2 separate regions of the Homo sapiens genome follow, and region 1 is linked to region 2. Evidence: chromatin loops called from intact Hi-C (ENCODE). Cell type or tissue: heart right ventricle. All regions are shown on one strand. Each heading gives the region's core, and the rest is flanking DNA. Links, peaks and the distances in the headings are about the cores only. Region 1 has its middle 41 kb from the start of CADM1. Region 2 has its middle 51 kb from the start of LINC02698.

Region 1 (7,728 bases), core at 2,552-5,051, 63 kb after region 2:
CTCTGCCCTCACCTGAACCCCACCACGAGAATCTTGGGCCATCACCATTGCCTTAAGTGGTCACCCAGGCTCCTAGAATCTGGGGAAGGGGCTAGCCCAACTACTACCCAACAGAGGAATTTCTCCCACAACATATGGGCATTTGGTCTCCTCGGAGTGAAGATGGTTATTACCATAGAGCCTTGGAAACAGACCCACCTGGGGGCCCAGCCCAGCGCACAAGCTGTGGGACCCTGCTAGTGCATATTAGGCTGAAAGAAAGATGCTGTGAACCCCAAGAAGATTATCTCCCTTGAGATTTTTACCAGACAGCTGCCCCCCATCCCAGCCCTCATATAACCTCATCTCAACTTCTGCAATCATCCAGTCTCATGTTTAAAAGATGTCCAGTACCAAGAAATACTGGCCTCATCTTCTCCTTGGGGGCCCCCCAAGAAAAAAGGACAGGACAGGAAATGAGATTCTCTCAATTTTGTTTACTGTCTCATTATTAATAGACAAGCAGGGTGAAGTGGACCTCGAAGGAACAGGAGTCATTAGAGAGTCTCATAACAAAAATAATATTTTGACCACACTGAGAACATCCTGCTATGCTGTAGGCATGTGTTAGCCTCTGGATATACAAGGCTGAATAACAAACTTGACCCCTTACATTGAGGACTCATGGCTTAGGGGTGAAGACAGACACAAATAAAAATTATATGTGGTCTGACACTTGCTTTCTTAGCCATCTGAACAAACAGCTTTGTTTTATTCCTCATCTTACTTGTGTTGGCCATTGTTGACCACTACCTCTTTCTTGAAATTCTCTAGTTATTGAGCTTCTGGTTTCACTTTCTCTTGGGTCATCTTTACTTCTGAGACCACTCCTCAGTCTCCTTCATTGCATCTCCTTCTCTGCTTGCCCCTTAAATATTGGTATCCCCTAAAGAATCCATTTCTTCCTTCTTTGCCACTCAATTTGCAGCCTACATTCTCTCTGCAAAATATCTTTTGCTCCTAAATACAGACGGCTCCCAAATCCATATCTCCTACCTGGACTTTTTCTGAATGACATCTCCAGAACATATATTTGTTGGAAAAACATTTCTTTGGTATACCATGTACCAATAACAGTCTATGTGCTTTATAAGTATTGACCCTAATTTACTCTTTTTTTTTCTTTTTTTCTTTTTTTTTTTGAGGTGGAGTCTTGCTCTGTCACCCAGGCTGGAGTACAGTGGCGCAATTTCTGCTCACTGCAAGCTCCACCTCCTGGGTTCTCACCATTTTCCTGCCTCAGTCTCCCAAGTAGCTGGGACTACAGGCGCCTGCCACCACATCTGGCTAATATTTTGTATTTTTAGTAGAGGCGGGGTTTCACCGTGTTAGCCAGGGTGGTCTCGATCTCCTGACCTTGTGATCTACCCTCCACAGCTTCCCAAAGTGCTGGGATTACAAGCGTGAGCCACCGCGTCCAGCCCTCATTTACTCGTAACAACATAACAACTCCATGAGGTGGGTGCCATTATTATCCTCATCTTAAAATCAGGAAATGGGGGCATAGAGGGATTACCTAACATAAGATCACACAGCTTATGAACAGCAGGGGTGAGTTCCAAACATGCGTGGTCTGCCTCTAGAGGCTACCATGCCACACTACCTCTCCATTTCTACAAATTACAGGAATATGAAACCTATTTTGGCAAATACGAACTTGCTTACACATTCTCCTCCAGTCTCCTCTTCCATCTATATAACTCAACTTTCCACTTTGGTTAATAGCATCCTCATCAACTCAGTCTCAAAGAAAGAAAACACCTAGTACATAAAAAATGTTCAGTGAAGGCTTCTGAATTGAGTTGAACTGTCCTAAATGGAATTGAATTGAAGTATGGAACTCAGGATGGGAATTTCCATTGGAGAACTGGGGAAGACTTTAGAGAAGAGTTGACATGTGAGATGAGAAGGGTGTATACAGAACCTTGCATTTTAGCATTGTGAGGGGATAAGAGATCAGGCAGTTCAATATTCTCATGTCACAAATGGTAAATCTCAGGTAGGTGAGAGGAACCTGGGATGCAAACAAGTCTAGAGCCCAGTGTGGGAGGAGCACTAGCTCCTTACTACTCAAGGCTGGTCTACAGACTGGTGGGACCAGTGGTATTGGCAGTACGTGGAAGCTTGCTCTGAGGTTCTCCCATAGGCCTACTGAATCAGAAACTGCATGTTAATGAGATCTCCAGATAATTTTTCTTCACATTAAAGTTTGAGAACTATTGGTCCAAGACAGTTTTTATAATGGGCAATGGGATCATATTATTTAGCCAAACTTCATAGAATCCTAATGATTTTATTTCCTCTGGAACACCTCTAAATTTTTGGAAATATACCTCTCCCCTCACCTGCACCCCATGGAGATTAAAATCAATAAATATGATTGCATGCATGCATTCTTTACTGTGTAGAAAAGGCTTTATCCTGAACAGCTCAAAGGAGACACAGCTATTAATGATGTTGGTAAATGTTCAGCAGTTGATTTTGGTGGGAAGTGGGAGAGAAAGAAAGAGGATGGTTTCATCTGTGGTGTTAACCCAACCCCAAGCATTTATGGTTGGTTGATGAGGACACTGGGCCTGCTACAAGTTAGTCATAGGCACAAGGAAGGGAGTGAAAAAAGAAATTGTTGGAACAAACTGATCTGATTAACATGGTCCAAGTGGGTGTTGGTTAAAATCCTAGAATCTGGAACTACTGGGATGATCTAGGCCTCAGAGTACGAATGAGACCTAGATGAAAATTAGAGGTGATAGAAACTTGGCCAGTGCACTAAGTACAAAGGAAGCCAAGATCTTGAGGCTTGGGCTGGCATTGAGAATGGATGCTGTTTGGATGGAAGGCATAACAGGCTGAGTAGGACCAATGATGGATGGTGGCAAACAAGGTCAGGAATCAAGGGAAAGTGGAAAAGCATGGGCTCCGTGTAAGTAAGAAGGAAATAGTTAATTAGAATAAAACTAGCTTTAGCCACAGCTGCTGTGGCTGAGGGCCATTTGCTGGTTGGACTCAGGATGCAACCATACAGGAAAGAGCTACTAATGGAAGGGGGAAGTCTTCCAGGCAGCTCTTCACCCAAAAGTTACTCTTTTCCTGTTTAAACCCATGGAAGATGATAAAACCCCTTCTACAACAGCTGGGAAAGACATTCACAGACATCCACAGACATTTTGTAGAGGGATTTTATTGCAGAAGGCATTCACAGAACAGGTTTACATTGGAAGAGAATTGTACCTCGTGAAATTCCTGCATTCGCATGAATATGTGTGATAGCAAATGGCCGAAATATCTAAAGTAGAAGAAACACAGGGAGACATCTGTATACTCTAGAGTGAACAGTTGGAGGCAGACTACGGTTCTGCAGTTGGCCTATCAGCTCTACTGCAAGGAAGTGACGGGTCCAAATTAACAGTGGCAGGAGCTGCAGAAGAAGACTTGTTGTCAGTGCTGATGCAGCAGGACAAGAAGAGGGTTCAGAGCATATCAGACCAAACTGGCTAGGGGGACAGGACCCAACCAGAGTTCTGCGGGTCTCCTAGATGCAGCAGTTAACTATAAATAAACCATATTGTTCATTCCAGGAAGTCAGGTAAGTCTTGAAGTAATCCACCTTGTTGCTGTCCCTGTAGAGTTTAGAGTCAAGAATCCACTCAAGTATTAACAAGCAGATGGGTATGATCTCAGAGACAGAAGATCAAGGAGGCAGCACCCTTAGACACGGTGCCTAACTGGCCTGTCCCTTTCCTTCTCTTCCTCTCCTGCTCTCATCTCTAACCTCCTTTCTTTTCTTTTCTTTTTTTCTTCAATTTTCTCCTTTTCCTTGGCCTTCTTCTGACTCTTCTGGCTATAAAATGAAACAAAGTTTGTATTTTATTGTTTATTACAAAGAATTTTATGTTTCCTGGTTTGGGTTTAGAAAATGCCCTAGTGGAATAGCTTTATTTATTTATACATTTAAATAGACTAAATTAACCGGATTTTATGTTTTATGTGCCTACCCACACTGCCTTTGCCCTAAGAGATGGCACTTTCAATGCCAAAATGGCATCCACCCAGGTCTGTTACTAACATAGCATTTGCAAAGGCTGTTTACAGAGAAATAGTGTTGTAGATGCCTTCTGAGCTTGCCTAGTAAACCCAGCCCTTCAGAGGGTAACACAAAACCTCTTATCTAACACAATGGACTGGGGACAAAGCCAGGACACAAAGACAGACAGTCATGTAGTGATTCGACTCTGTCCACTGATTCTGGGGACATCTCTGTTTGAAGGTCACAAAATTCTTACCTGCTCACCTCTTAAATCATCTGCTTCTGTCTGCAGGTGGTGACAGAGACTCCAGAAAACTAAAATAGTCATCTTTCAAGGTTAACAAGGAGCTGCTTAGAAGCCTCAGCATGACTGCCAATAGCCAATTCACAGGGAGCTGTCACTGCTCCCCCGAGGAAGGGTTTCAGTTAATGAAGAGATGGGGCTGGGGTGGCTTCCTATGAAGAACCAGCTGTTTGGCTTCCTGTGTTGGAGCCCTATGCTGAAGGCAAAGGGAGTGGGCTGTTGCCATTCCCCCAAGCAGAACAGACCAGAATGGTCCCTGTGAGGTGTCTGCAACCAGGGAAAACTTGCTACAATCTGAGGCTCATTCAGTGAAATCCATTGTCCTCTCCCATGAGAGGGGTTCTCAATTAAATTTCTCCTGAGGTCCTTTTTCTCCCCTAGTGATCCATTTCTTGCAAGGTTTTTTTAATCTCTCGGATACTGCAAGGTTGAATCAAATAAATACTGTAATTCTAGTTTAGGTTCCGATTTATGCAATGCCCTTTACTGAACATAATACTCAGTTTTCTTATTTGTAAAATGAGGGAGTAGGCAAATACAAAAGGGCAGCACATTAACTCAGTCCTACAAGAATACTGTCAGGATTTTTTTTTTTATGAGAGTTAACAGACTAATGAAAAATAAAAGGGTTTTACTCCAGATTCTCCCACAGCCTTTCCCCCTTCAAGATGAGTGCAAGAAGAAGAGAAGAGATCACTACCTGCGGCAGGTGACATAATGCTAATAAACAGCAGAGAGAGAACAGAACTTTGCAACTCCTTTTACTTCTACCTTGTCTACCAAGAAGACTAATCTTCAATCTTGGAAGAGTAGAACAAACTCAGGAATAGACTGAAGCTCATGATGGGTGGAGAGATAATCAAAGAATATCTGTAAATGAGTTCATGTCTTAAAGCCTAGACAAATTGCATCCCAGAAAGGTAAAACTGGGGAACTATAATCTGTAATCTTGGAGAAATAGTGAAAAAGACAAGGTATCCAGTAACTGGAGATATGCACATTTGTCCCCATTTTTGAAGAGAGGTAAAAGCTGCATTCTGGAGACTGTAACTTGGTAAGTGTCATATCAACCCTCCGCAAAATTCTAGATTGCACTATTAGGTGGGTGCAGTGGTGCACACCTGTAGTCCCAGTTATTTGGGAGGCTGAGGCCAGGAATATCACTTGAGCCCAAGAGTTTGAGTCCAGCCTGGGCAACATAGCAAGACCCTATCTCTTAAAAAAGAGAACAGCCAGGTACAGTGACGCACACCTGTGATCTCAGCACTTTAGGAGGCTGAGAGGGGAACTCCTCTCCAACTCAAGAGCTCAGGAGTTCAAGACCAGCCTAGGCGCAAGGAGAAACCTCATCTCTACAAAAATACCAAAAAAAAATTAGCCAGGCTCGGTGGTATGCATCTGTAGTCCAAGCTACTTGGAAGGCTGAGGTGGGAAGATCCTTGAACCTGGGAGGTTGAGGCTGCAGTGAGCCGAGATCACACCATTGTACTCCAGCCTGGGTGACAGAATGAGACCTTGCCAAAAAAAAAAAAAAATCAAAGATTGCCCCATTAAAGAGATGGTTGCAGACATTTAGTAAAGAAAATAGGAATCATCAGAAGCTGGCCTGGATTCATTAACACGAAGTCGTTCCAGGGATAGTTCTAATATAAGGTCAAGTTGGGAGAAAAAAAAAAGCAGGATATTTTTGAATCCTGGGAGATTGTGTTTATTTATTTATGTATTTATGTATTTATTTATTTATTTATAAGCCTCGACTAGAATACAAACTCCATGAGAGCAGGAATTTGAGGGAGGAGTGTTTTTTGTTTACTTTTGCACCTAGAACTATACCTGATGCGTGGAAGACACTCAATAAGTAGGAGGTTGCAGTGAGCTGAGATGGTGCCACTGCACTCCAGCCTGGGTGACAGAGTGAGACTCTGTCTCAAAAAAACAAAGGAAGAGACATAGCAAAGTTAACTGTGACTATCTCTAGGTGGTTTGATACTGGGCAGTTTTAATTTTCTTCATAATAATTAATATTAAAAATGCCTATATTTTCCACATTTTCTATTAATGAGCATAGGCTACTTTTATAACCACAAAAATAAAATAACCTTTGACTTACTCATGACAAATTAGCCTAATTTTCTTCTTTTTGGAAGTATAACCAGACTGGTAGACTAAAGGAATGTGGATTTCCATGAAGGATTTCCCAAAAACTCTCATGTTATCCTTTGACCCAGATGAAGGGCCATGAGTCCAGTTAAGGGTTAGGGCTCAGCTAGGTGAATTTGTTGCATGACTGCACACCAATTCAGTCTTGCATCGATAACAGTGGGGATATGTCCTGAGAAATGGGTTATTAGGTGATTATGTCATTGTGCGAACATCATAGAGTCAACTTACACAAACCTGGGTGTTATAGCCTACTACATACCTAGGCTATAGGGTTTAGCCTATTTCTCCTAGGCTACAAACTTGTACAGCATGTTACTGTACTGAATACTGTGGGCAATTGTAACACATTGATAAGTATTTGTATATGTAAATATAACTAAACATAGAAAAGGCACAATAAATATATGAGATTATAGTCTCATGGGACGACTGTCACACATGTGGTCCATGGTCGACTGAAACATTGCTACACAGCTCATGACTGCGGTGTAGGTGAAAGGATCAATGCCAATTCCAAGGAAGATTTCTGGTGTTGCGATACAGAGATCTGTCACATTCACCACATTCTTCGGAGGCTTGGATGAAGATAAAGAAGGCCTACTCACTTACGTTGTAGGCAACACATAGCAGGGAAACCTAGCTGATATGTTGGCGGGCAGGACTCAGATAAAAAAGATCTCAACCTCTGTAACTCCTTTAACTTTATTGGCCCCGAACCAATAAAGTTAAACTTGATAGGCCTTATATTCCACTTCCAAAAAGTCGATAGCCCAAGTAGCGAAAGAGAAAGACCTACTTAAGGATGGTTGTGTGAAAAAAGACCCAAGCATTTTAGCCAGCTTACAGCTCCTGAGAAGTCAACAGAGTGATGTGGCTGCTCAAAGAGCTAATGCAACCTTGGATCACATTACTAGAGCTCTCATATCTAGAATTACAGTTGATTCCAGATTTATCATTCTATGACAGCATTATCCAAAGTGCCTTTTGGAGTATTTCATATTAAGTGGATGGTCAAATATATTTGGGAATTATATTATACTGAGCTTCTCTTATGGAGATACACAGTATATGTTAGCAAACTAAAGATTCTGAGAAGTCCTGCAATAAAGAAACCTGTTGATTTGAACTCAGTTCTTCCTAAATCATTTTACCAAGAAGTGTTCTTTGTTGTTTTGTTTTGTTTTGCTTTGCTTTT
Region 2 (7,728 bases), core at 3,466-5,965:
GGAGCTTTTCCCCCTCTTTGTGTTTCTAAGCACCTTTTCCATTCACCGCAGGGAACCCAATCTACAGTCACACGCCATTTGTCTATCAAAGTGGAAATCAGGCACTGGCTCCAGAGCGAAGAGCCTTCTCTTCACCTCGTCATCCCTCGCTCGTCATCCCTTGCTCGGGGTGACAGTGTATGCATGCTAAGGTCTGCAGTGGGAAGGGGATTCCAAGGGGGCTGGTAACCTAGGAGACTATCCCCAAGTGGTAAGGAAGAGACAGCTTTAAATGTTTACAAAAGTCTATGATTTCTCCCACTACAAAGGGAACCCCCCCAAGACCTGCTGGAGCTGGGGCATTTGGCCATCACAGAAGGCCATTCCATGTAGCCTGGGAAGGCAATTACAGCCTCTGCCGTGTGGAGCTGGATAGAGCTGCCGGTGTTTATTTGGGTGGTGAGCTGCTATTTAAAATCAGGCTTTGTTTCTGAAAATGAGACAGCTGGGGCTACATTTGGTGGATAGAGACATTTTGTTGAACTTTCAAAATGGGGTATTATTTTCCATTTACACTTATTTCACGGAGAATTGTAAGAAGATGAGATTGTAGACGTGTCTGTGATATGCAGTAATGAGTGATGGATCTTTGAAGGTAAAAATATCTCTAGGATATTTCTTTTTCTTTTTTTTTTTTATCTCCTCTCTCTCTCCTCCAGGCCTCAGGTTGGGTGGGTTTAGGTTTTGTTTTGTTTTGTTTTTTAATATCAAAATGGAGAGTGTCTCTAGTGGGAGTATAGACTGTTCTATGCTCAATGTTTGTCTTAATAAAGGTTAAAAGAAATGAAATAATATTAAAAAGGCTCTCAGGAGACAGGAGTACCAGATGCTTCCAACTCCCTGGACTGCTGCGGAAGAAGGCAGGATAGCAAGACTGGGGAAACTACGGGGCAAACGGAGTGGCTGATCCCTCCAGACCACCCAGCCCCAGCCTGAAAAACTCAGGAAACAAAGGAACAAGCAAAGGCGGAGAGGGCTGGAGAAGCAGACAAAGAAAAGGAGAGGAATTCAGATGCCAAGAAGATGCTTCTCCCTCTCTCCACATTCAAGGCCCTCTCTTTCTCTGGGGACTGGCATCGGGAAGGGTATGTATCCCAGAGGAGTCAAATTCGATATCTTCCCCTCTCTCTACCTTCTCTTAATTGCTTTGGAAGAAAACCAAGAAAAGAGATACCAGAAGGAAGAAAAACATTCAGCTTGATTTTCCTGGATAAGAGCTTGTATAAAGAAATCCAATGATGTTTATTGAATAAATGAATTAATCATTAATCTATCAGGCAGTATATCAAAGAATCAATACATGAATCAGGGAATAAATTAGGAAATCAGTGAATCTGGCATAAATTCTCAGATTTCTTAACCTCCTGCTTTAGCACACAGACCTCTCTATCTTTGCGTATTGACAAAGGTCAGTATCCTCCATTAAAAAAAAAAAAAAGGAACTCACCACTGTCAAAAGCCTGAATCTCGCTACGTACTTGTGAAAATACTGGAGAGACCCCCTACCCTTCTTAGGGAGGAAAGGAAATATTTTCCAATATACTGAGTTCAAAGCAGACACTGCATGCTTGTAGCTTAACCCTGTCACAGGGCAGGGTTAAACTTTCAGTGTTGCAACTTTTGAAGGTCCTTTTAACTGTGCTTTGCTTCTCTGAATGTTTCAGATACAACTACCCTGCACCCTATCACTACTAACTGGGCAGGGTCTATGTCTTCTTCCTCTTGGTGTCTTCCTGCATCTGTAGTGGCCAGGACTGTGGTGGGAACATAGTGGCCATCAGTAGATGCCTCTTCAGTTGAATTCAAAGTAGTCATGTCCAGTGTGGCGATCCCTCAAGGATCTAGAACTAGAAATACCATTTGACCCAGCAATCCCATTACTGGGTATAAACCCAAAGGATTATAAATCATGCTACTATAAAGACACATGCACACATATGTTTATTGCAGCACTATTCACAATAGCAAAGACTTGGAACCAACCCAAATGTCCTTCAATGATAGACTGGGTAAAGAAAATGTGGCACATATACATCACGGAATACTATGCAGCCATAAAAAAGGATGAGTTCATGTCCTTTGCAGGGACATGGATGAAGCTGGAAACCATCATTCTCAGCAAACTATCACAAGGACAGAAAACCAAACACCACATGTTCTCACTCATAGGTGGGAACTGAAAAATGAGATCACTTGGACACAGGGCAGGGAACATCACACACTGGGGCCTGTGGGAAGGGGGGGAAAGGGGAGGGATAGCATTAGAAGAAATACCTAATGTAAATGACAAGTTGATGGGTACAGCAAACCAACATGGCACATGTATACCTACGTATCAAAGCTACACATTGTGCACATGTAGCCTAGAACTTAAAGCATAAAAAAAAATAAAAACAGCAAAGTAGTCATGTCAGGATTTCCAGCTTTTCTCCCAAAGACCATATTTTATGAAGCTACAAGCAGATGCTAATCAGTGGTCAATTGTGAACAGCAATTCTATTATTTAAGGCCAAATACCCTGGAGTCATCCTGAGGTCTGCCTGGGATAAAACTCATAAATTCCCCTGGCATTGGAACCAGGCTAAAAGAGACAACAGCAACTTGCCAGTTAACTCTTCCTAATGCCTTGAAGTAGCTGAGAACTTGGATGCATAAGATTCCATTGAGAGAAAGTGTCCTGCATTTTGAGTTGGGGGCAATAAGATCATAAGAAGCAGGAAGGGAAGAGATATTTGTCTCTGAGAGCATAATTTATATTCAATAAATTAAGAAGGGCCACCCGGGGATCCGACACTCAAGTATGGAGTAGGAAGCTAAAAGAAATTCTCCAGTCTGGGAAGAAAGGACTACATGAAAGCAGAAAATGGCCCAGACATCCTGAGCAACAGAGAGTAGATCAGTAGATGATTTTCAGGGGCTTTATTTGGACAAGGGGTGGGGTGATCTGCTTTGGGACCCCATCTTTGTTTAATGGGGATGGAGTGAGAGATGAAGTGGGAGACAGATGGAAGAGAGGCCAGAGAGACTCCTATTGTGCTGAGGAGGCAACAGGCTATGCTGTGAGTGATACATAAGGTGCTCCAACTTCTTTTCCACACCTAGAAGCTGAAATGTTCTTCCCTGATATTAGGCCATGGGGGAATAAGTTCGGCCTGAAGACTGGAGAATCCTAGAATTCTAAGAAGGAAGGGCTTGTAGCAATTGCCCTGACCAATCCCACTATCTTACCAATAAGGCGACTCAAGCTCCGAGATGGGAGAGTGAACGTCTGTACCTGAGCTCACCTCCCTTTCATAGTGCTCTATAAGTTCACACCTCCCACGTTCATCCTCCCCCAGGCAAGTAGGCAGATGTTAAAGAAAAGCCTGCCACATTTCAGATCACTTTTTTCTCTTTTTTTTTATTGCCTCGCAAATGAGACCTGGATTTTGAAAATACCATCTCCAGCCCTGACAAGTTTGAAAACTTGCAGAATGAGGAGGAGGGCACAGGGATCAGGAGGCTTCCAGGAGGTAAGGAGCTGGTCTCCCCCTGCTTAGAATGTAAGGACATGCCTGGTGCTGTGGTTCCCAAATGCCAGTCCCATAAGGGGGACTTGGGAAGCCTGTTAAAAATATTGAAAACCTTGGCCACCCCTGAGAATTCTGATTCCATACATCTATCCCATACATCTAGTGTGGGAATCTGTATATTTAATGAGCACCTTAGGTGATTCCTATCCATGGGTTTGGGAGAGGAGATTGCTCAGACAAAAGCAGAGAAGCATGGCCTCCAACCTGCTGCATAGATATAAGTGGTTTCTTTTGTCCATCCATAAAATGGGAAGGAGAGTCCCCACTCACACCTTCTGGCCCCCCTAATGGGTCAATGAAGACAAACAAAAACAAATGACTCAGAAGAGGCACTGCACTCCTCTGAAGATGCTCTGTGTATCTGGGGTAGTATTAATTCAGGTTTTGATTATTGTCAGTTCTATCACTGAGTCCTGGAGGGAAGGGATGATCTGAAATAGCCCCATCCACGTGTGCCCAAAAGTGACCCTCTAACCCCTTGCCCACCTTTTGCCAGCCCACCCGAGACACATACCCCAGCAGCTGACCCCCATTCTGGATTCACCCTGGATTTAAGGCCACCAGGGAAGTAATTAAAGATAATTGAGGCTGCAACTTCTAAATGAAGAAATACTGCCACCCAGGCAGTAATTAATCACCTCCTCCACCCTCCCCCACCCACCATCCAAACCCCCCTTTGGTTCAAACCAAACTGGGTCTTTATATCCACATGTTCAGGCAGACTTCCAATTCTCCCAAAACCCTTGTCATGATTGGCAGTCTTTCATTACCAACATAGCTCAACCACAATGCTTAACATTCCATTTTGCTCCCTACTTAACATTTTTTGATGTGCACTGAAAGCAACAGAAGTCCCCACCCAGGGCTTCTGACCGTCTCACTTCCCTAAGTCTACTATGGAACACTCCAAAAAAGATAAAGAGTGACGCTCCCCAGTTGGTAAATGTCAACCATCTAGGTTTTCTGCACAAGCGCAGGGTTTTACGTGCCCCACACTATTCTAAGCTGATCACATAGATAACCCATCTGGTCATGGCCTGCTTTCCCTCCCAGGGTGGGCAAAGGATTATAGCTGTTTTAACGCTGGGAGACTCAGAGCTTGTAAAGAGCCTGTGCTCTGAACAGGGGGACAGTTACATAAGTCCACGGAGCTCTGGCACTGCAGGACAGCGGGCTCCACGTGGCTTCTAATTACAGGGAGGCTGATGGCCACGGTTGAAGATACTGTCACAGGACCCGGGTCTCAGCCCGCTGATGTCCCGCCAGCCATTGCACTAAGACGGAAATTAAGCACAGTGTCATGGCCATTTAGGACATTAGGAACGGAAGGCACCCAAGAGCTGCTTCCTGGCCCTTTGCCCACCTTATTAACAAGGTGCAAACGAGGACCTCGGCTGGGAGAGGGAAACAGCTGGAGAAAAGAGACCTTCTCTGCAGGTAGAGATATAAGGAGAGGAAGGGGATGCAGGGAGGCTGTGTCCCAAATCACCTTGGCTGAGAAGAAAATTGGCTTGATAAATGAGAAAAAAAATAATCAACTTCTGATGAAACTGTTTAAGGAATATTTTCTAGGTTGCAAAGTTTCTCGAGTTCCTGAATTTGCACTCTGCCCTCTGAACACACACACACACACACACACACACACACACACACACACACAAAATTGGGGGATGGTCATGAGGGGGTCTGGGGAAAGAAATAGGACCAAGCAACATCCGCGTTCTTTGACTCCCACCTCTCATCATTTGTAATTTGTTTGAAACCTTCAGGCTAGTGGCTCTCTGCAAGGCTTCACCAGCCTGCCAAGTTCTCTAGCTCAGAATCTGGGGAAATCCTGGCCTTGGCTGGAATCCAACCCTGGATACCAGGGCTATCTGCTAAATAAAGACCACAAGCCCCAGTGCTGGGGGATGGACGGGAGCTGCTGTGAGCTCGCCCCCACTCCACTTCCACACTCCCCTACACACTCCCTATTTCCTCTCTCCTCAGTGAGCCCGACCTTTATTTCTGGCAATTGTCCTGGCTAAATGACTGATGAGGTTTCTCTTAGAAAATGTAAAAAGTCACACAGATTTGGGTAACTTGGCAAAGAGAATAAATGCCATGGTTGCCCTCTGCCTCTTCTTCACCTCCTTCTCATGGACACACACTCCAAGGTGCTTTCTTCACTTCTGGCCCAAGGCAGGTCAGAGTCAGGAGGACCCTGGGAGCCGCCACGCAGCCGGCCCGAACCTTCTGCGCAGGGCCAGGCTTTCTCACTTCTTTGCCAACAGCTGCAGCAGAGGTGAACTGGGACATGGGAAACACCAGCTCCCTTTGGAGAGAGGAAAAAAATTAAAAAGCCCGTTTTTCTGTCCTGTCAGGTCTATTTAAGTATTTAATGAGGTGAGATAGTACCAATAAATTTAACATGGCACAATAACTCTGATGATGTGGGCCACAGACTAATAAGCTTCCATCCCGGGGACAGAAGATTGATCTTGCCTTCGCTAGATCTTATCGGGTTTGATTGCTTTGTTCAGATATTAAAAAGGTTGAGCAAGGACTTTCAGGCACTGCCACAAATCTGTGCGTATCCTCCCAGCCAAGATAGATTGAAGCCAGGCCGTGGAATACAAGGCTGTTTATTTTAATTGACAATCGAGAGGAGTGGAATAAGTGGAAGGTGGAGGGTGGAGGGTGGGTGAGGAGCCACAGGGGTCCCTGTGATTGGGTGGTTTGCGTGTGTTTTCCCCCTCTCTTCGGACTCTATGGCAGACCTTCAAATCCCAGGCGCTATCCAATTGAGTGTCTGCTCCTGAGGCTTCAAAGAGTCTCTTCCTTGTGTGTCTTGAGTCAGGAGACAGGCCATTGACCCATGTGTCACCTGTAATTTTCATCCTCGCCTCCCGGGGAATGAGACCTGCTGCGGACGTTTCCCAGCCACTTGTGTCCAGCCCCGAGGCTCGTCCCATTTTTGCAGTCTGTCCTCTCCTTCTGCAGATTGATGGGATGCGTGCTGGAGTCCTTTGAGGTCAGGGACCACATGACTCACTTCTAATTCCCCCACAGCACCAAACACAGATCAGAACTTCTAAAGTGTGATATATATATATTAGAGGGTAAGTGAAATAATTGTACATGGTATATGTGTGAACATTTTAAAGTTAACGTTTAGCTATATTAATGTGTATTGTATTATATAAATATAACTAATATAAGACACTTAATTTCACAGATATTATTACTCAGGATAAGGCTAAGGTAGAACATAAGTTTAAAGATGAGTCACGTGGCTGGGCACAGTGGCTCACACCTCTAATCCCAGCACTTTGGGAGGTCAGGAGATCGACACCAGCCTGACCAACATGGTGAAACATTATCTCTACTAAAAATACAAAAATTAGCCAGGCGTGATGGCACATGCCTGTAATCCCAGCTACTTTGGAGGCTGAGGCAGGAGAATTGCTTGAACCTAGGAGGCATAGGTTGCAGTGAGCTGAGATCACACCATTGTACTCCAGCCTGAGCGACAAAAGCAAAATTCTGTCTCAAAAAAATAAAATAAAATAAAACTGAGTCACGTTCAGATACACTATTAAATAAATAACGGTATGGGGAGTATCCAAATGAGTGAAGTTTGGGGAACACTGTCTTAGCTGACTTACTAATTGATTGGTTAGCTGTTCGGTCATTTGGTTGGTCAGTTATTGGTTTCAGATCGACAGATATTTTTCCCAACATTTTATTATGAAAGTTTTAAAGCATAGCAAAAAAGTTGAAAGAACTGTATAGTGAACGCCCATATACTCACCTCCTAGATTCGCCAATTATCATTTTTCTATATTTATCACATATCTGTCCATCGACCATCTAGCCATCTCTCATATCCCCCATCAATCTACCTTATGTTTTTGGATGCTTTTCAGAGTAAATTGCAGACATCAGTGCAGTTCACCCTGAAACACTTCAGCATGCAAATCATTAGTCTTCAGTATTTGTTTATGGTTATTTTTGTTAAAGAAAAATTTACATACCATGAAATGCACAAATCTTAAGTGTATCGGCCAGGTGTGTTGGCTCACGCCTATAATCCCAGCACTTTCTTGGATCACTTGAGGTCAGGAGTTTGAGACCA

The links. Hi-C counts contacts between places; a loop is a spot of excess contacts. Peaks named below come from ENCODE experiments on the same cell type or tissue, not always from the same donor. Only the 100,000 strongest peaks of a DNase experiment are listed, where the experiment ranks them.
Region 1: a loop joins it to region 2, with 4 times the contacts of the local background. A loop is called at or near these places in 1 of 110 quality-filtered maps.

What each region holds. Positions count from the first base shown.
Region 1 is chr11:115,541,087-115,548,814 of GRCh38, reverse strand. No RefSeq gene overlaps it. Among named protein-coding and RNA genes, the nearest start is that of CADM1, 41 kb to the right of the region's middle. In heart right ventricle, for the core only: no CTCF peak of the experiment used is centred there; no DNase peak of the experiment used is centred there.
Region 2 is chr11:115,604,799-115,612,526 of GRCh38, reverse strand. No RefSeq gene overlaps it. Among named protein-coding and RNA genes, the nearest start is that of LINC02698, 51 kb to the left of the region's middle. In heart right ventricle, for the core only: no CTCF peak of the experiment used is centred there; DNase peaks (open chromatin) are centred at 4,796 and 5,469; H3K27ac peaks cover 2,500 bases.